Linked DNA regions of Mus musculus: region 1 is linked to region 2. Evidence: chromatin loops called from intact Hi-C (ENCODE). Cell type or tissue: left cerebral cortex. All regions are shown on one strand.

Evidence for each region. A loop is a pair of places that touch in the nucleus more often than their neighbours do. Peaks named below come from ENCODE experiments on the same cell type or tissue, not always from the same donor. Only the 100,000 strongest peaks of a DNase experiment are listed, where the experiment ranks them.
Region 1: it touches region 2 in a loop (5-fold over the local background); 2 of 42 quality-filtered maps call a loop at or near these places.

The regions. Positions count from the first base shown.
Region 1 is chr1:175,183,352-175,185,851 of GRCm38, forward strand. All of the region lies in intron 4 of Rgs7 (regulator of G protein signaling 7), which reads right to left. Among named protein-coding and RNA genes, the nearest start is that of Grem2, 260 kb to the left of the region's middle. In left cerebral cortex, no CTCF peak of the experiment used is centred here; DNase peaks (open chromatin) are centred at 1,178, 1,507 and 2,053; H3K27ac peaks cover 1,401 bases.
Region 2 is chr1:175,068,652-175,071,151 of GRCm38, forward strand. The region is part of intron 17 of Rgs7 (regulator of G protein signaling 7); the gene reads right to left. Among named protein-coding and RNA genes, the nearest start is that of Grem2, 150 kb to the left of the region's middle. In left cerebral cortex, no CTCF peak of the experiment used is centred here; a DNase peak (open chromatin) is centred at 1,385; H3K27ac peaks cover 1,061 bases.

The DNA.
Region 1 (2,500 bases), 110 kb after region 2:
CAAGTGAATTAAAAGCATTTAGAGTGCTCTCCTCAGAGTACTGAAGGCTTTGAAGTGCAGACCTACTCTGTAATGGTGGACGTGACAAGTTGATTTAATTCATTCAGTGACAGTCTAGTTACTAAACCAGCTGCTAATGTATGATTTATACTTTTGGTTGGTTTTCAGATTTGGACATTTTTATTGTAGTTTCATAGAAGATAATTCTTCTGAAAGAGCTTCCAATTACTTTTGTTTATTTGTGTTTGAGGGGGTGCTGCAGTGCACCTCGGGAGGTAGAAGACAATGCACAGGAGTTATTTCTCCTTTTCTACTTTGTGGGGTCTGAGGATTTAGACTCTTATCATTAGCAACAGTCTTTATCCACTGAGCCACGGAGCTGTTCTATGTTTTTGTGGCTATTTTGAATTAAGCTATTACTTTGGACAATTTTATGTTTACACCTAGCCTTATTTTCACTTTATTTCAAGCTTTGCATAAAAGCACCAGGTTTAGTTAGTTGATGAGCTTAGTGTTTCTTAATTCTGCCCTTTCCTGTTTTATTTAATAGAACAAAGCCTGAATCACAGTTGAAAATATACTTGATAATATTCAAGCCAACTCCCATTGTTAACAAAATCAGCTGATTATTGAAAACTAACCAATTCTAAGGCTTTAATTTAACCATTAGAGAAAGTAGATGCTTTCCACCAAGCTATCTGTTCAAATGAAGTGATAATAGCAACAAATATGAAATAAAAGAAAAGAGAATCGTAACCCACATAATCAAGAAGTAGAGTGGGGACAACTGGCAATATTCCTAAAGTTCAAATGGGGACTGAAGATCCCCAAGCACTGGTTATGTTTGAAGGCAACTGTCACATGGCATAAAAAGAATTCAATTCAGACAAATGTCTTTGCAGAAAGTTAAAACGAACAAGTGCAATTTAAAAACAAAATCAAGATTCTGGCCACTTTCTACACTGATTCATGTAGAAGCACAGTAGTAAAGCATTGTTAACACAGGAGGGCAGTTAGAAATAGTAACTCACTCAAGACCACTGAGCAGCTACTATGTGAAGCCCCATGATTCCCTGTGTGCAAAGTTCAGGAACATCTTCTATGTCAAAGGCCTCACAAGGAAGACAAGAATCTCAAAACATACAGTATGGATGATGGAGAGCTATGAGAATAAGCAGTTAGGCACCACTCAAGGAACACAGCACCTGATTGGTACTGCTGATAGAGAGAAGCCCATTTTAGATCCTAGCAGCTCAGGATCACTGGTGTCCTGCACTAAGCTTTCCATAGGTTGTGGGAAATAGATCTTGCAAAGCTAGCCAAGAAGTATTGTAATATTTACCACAGTATGTGTATGTATGTGTATGTGTGTGTGTGGGGGGGCGTGGATTTAAGAAGCAGAGCAGTACAGATGTCGGTTTCTGTGTTCATAGTTTGCTTTCCTGAATGAGATAATAATGAAAGGAACATGAGTGGGAATCCCCAGTATGATTGAGAACATGAAGCAGAAGCAGGGCTCGCAAGCTGCAGGGTGAGAGAAACACTACCTAGCTGGCAGCCCAGCAAACTCACCTGCCAAAAACCCGAGGGCAAGGCCCATCCAGCTGGCTACAGGGTTTCACAGAGCAAAACAGAATGCAGTCAAGCCAACTCAGGAGGTGACAAAAGGATTTATGAAATCATAAGCTGAGTGAGATGCCTACCTACCCTGAAACTTTGATTCAGATGGTTTATCATAGAGCCAAAACAAAACAAAACAAAACAAAAACAAAAGCAAAAATAAAACCTAATGAACATTAAAGAATGATTTTAAGCAATTAAGAAAATAAGCAAATTATATTTAAGAGAAGAGAAAAATCTGCTGTTTTCCACAAGACACCTGGTGACCCAGAAGACTGATAATGTAAGAGGAATTCTGTGGGCTGCCCTAGAAGGAAAGCTTCAGATAACTCTGGACTTTGAAATGGTAAGGAAGTAGGAGTACCTTCTTTTACTTGAGGATAAATATAAAAGGAAATGGGGTAGGTTATAGGGAGTGCAGCCTACATTTCTTGTGTCGGGCCTTCTGTTGCTATGCTCCCACACAGATCCTGGCTACAGTACAGTTGTCAGTACATAGGACAGGCCTCTGTTAACATGGAGAAGTAACAGTAACAAAGCCAACGATTTGTCCACCAACTGGACACAGCAGTCATAGACATAGAAAACCTCAGAGGATGCTATGATAGGCAGTTCTTATTAATGTTGCTATTTTTTTCTTTTGTTTCTATTTTTGCAGGCCAGTCACTGAATAGATCTCATGCATTCAACAGCAAAAACTTAACTCTAAGACTAAATGGGAACACAAGAGGCAGGTGCAAGAATAAGTCTAGGCTCTGTGCTGAGTTGTGTTGAGGTCTACCCCCTCCCCACGCCTAGCCAAAAAGACTCAAATGGGCATTGACTAAAAGTACAAGGCATCAGTCATGGAGAGACCAGCAAGAATGCCACACACACTACA
Region 2 (2,500 bases):
TCTAGATTAAACTTTAAAGATTCAGTAGTTGTCACAGTCTGCTGTATTGTTGGCCTCACACTGGTTGCAATCACAAGAATAATGAATGACTGTGGGGATGTCTAATATTTGTTCATGTCTCTCTCAGTCTCTGACTACTGGCAAACAAGAATACAGCAGCAGGGAGACTGTAATGCTGCATGCACTCAACAGAACTTGCCCAATCCAGGCTTGCTGTGTGGTCTGCCAGGGCTATGGAAGCCATGGTGAGATGTCTACAGATACACTCAGAATACTTCTAATTCCAAAAAAGCTTGCAGCGTCTACAAGGAGGCTCTTGTTTTACTATTTTAAATGGTCTCCATCCAGGAACAAGCACAGATTATAAAAAGTAAAAGCATTACCCCTGCAGTGTTCCATCAGCATCAAAGTGACTTTCATGGTTTTCTGAAAAATGTTTTACAGGGCAGTGTCAGGGAGCATATATGACCCCATATGTGGTTTTAGGATAGATGAAAGAAAATGAGAAATAGGTGGCTTGGTCAAGAGATAGAACTGCCAAGTACAGGGTCTCACAAGGAGATGTAATTGAAATCTGACTCTATTGCTAATGGCAATTAAATCTGATGTCACATTGAGCCCTATCTTTATCTACTTAAGTCCCATTCACACTTTCCCCAGCAACATGAAATACACTTAAAAGAGACTATGCACACCATTGTCCTTAGAACACTGATACAATTTTTAAAAATTCCTGCTGCATGACATTTAGAGGTAATTTAGACTTAATGAGGTAATTTAGACTGAGGCTGAGTTAACTATTTACAAAGAATGCTGCCAGGTGCTGTGATGTTAAGACTGTTGCATGCAAGCATTCCTAGGTCTTTTTTTTTCCTTCAGTGACAGTTTAATCCATGGATATGAGGTGATCTGAGACCCAAGCATACTGGCATCATAATGGAAGCTCAACAATCTTCAAATAAAAACAGTGACAAAGAAAAATAATATTGGCTGCTTTATCGAAATTGTGAATCCTACCTCAGGCAGTTCAAAGTTTAATCTCACTTTCCAGTAAATGTGGCCTTAATACATTGCAGTAAATATGTTGGTATTCCAAATCTTGTTCCTCTTATACCTCTTTTACATAAGCAGTCATTTTTCAGTCATGAGCAACTAATGTGTGTCTTAGATCAGTAGCCACTGATCCTGTAGTAGGGCCATCCTCTCTGCAGCATCTCTGAACTTCCCCACTGCAACCATCTGCAGCTCAAGAGGTGTGTGTGGGAAAATCCAAAACACAGTCTGGTTCCTTGATTGTCTTCTATACTCAGCTGCTCTCACTGGAAACATCCTTACTTGTCCTGGCCAGAGTCTGTTGAGTCCTCACGCCTCTTTCTAATTTTGATCTTGTGGGTCTCTACTTGGGCTTTAATCCTTCCTTTCTCTGTTTCCTTTGAGCTCCCAGAAAAGCCACCGTGACTCACACTGAGAAAGCTGTTGGGAATCTTGTTCTACTCACTGGACAGTCAGCTTCCATAGGAAGAGAGAATCGATTTAGATGTGCGTGGTAGCTACATCCCAAGATAGTAATTTGAGTCACCTCTGTCTTCTTACAATCATGAATACACTTAAAGCATATTTTATGTCTTATTACCTATGGATTCCCAATCAGAAAAGACAGTACCTACCCAGTGTAGGGACTTAATAACTATGATTTGTTTGTCAGAGGAAAGAACCCAGCGGTGGCTGAATGCAGGCTACCACTGAGCTGTAGATTTATCTTAGAAGCCTCTCTGATGATCTTCCCTGATATCTCCCAGCCAGTAGCGCAAAATCAGGGCGTTACACTCAGTAGAACAGAACTTAGGAAATCCTGGTTCAGATTCTGTGTCCGGTACATGTGGCAACAACGTGAACATAGCTCAGTCCTCAAACCCGCCCTCCCTGGGAGCCTCTGGGGTTGCAGTGGGTACTCAGTAGCAACATACCATTCACTGCTTGTACAACTCAAGTGACAATTTCAGAACTAATGGTGCTGTCAGGGGAGAATAAAGTTACCCCTGTCCACACTAAATTTGGCTACATGGTCCAAAAACATTTCACCCATGAATTTATACCATGCTGCAGGGAAACTGGAATTATCTTCTCAGGCAAGTTATTGTCACAACCAGTTTCACTAAAACAAGATGGATAGCTGTATCTGCCAACAAAATGATGAAAGAGAGAAGCTTAAGATCCATAAAGGAAGAGAGGGGAGACGTAGGTTCATTCTTGATCAGGTTTGCTTTCCCTTTACTGGAGAGGCCCAATGGCCAGCTCATAAGTGTTCTTCACCAAAGGTGTCATAGCAATTTCTAACAGTTTTTCCATGTTAATGTACCTGTTATCCTGAGCAAATAAAGCCATAGCACTTTAGTAGAAACAAAGGGCCACAAAACCTTCCTAGTGGTAAAAATTCACAGGGGCACAGACATGAAATGCAAAGCTCTTCTCTCTCTGTTTCTAATCTGCTTCTAAGCTG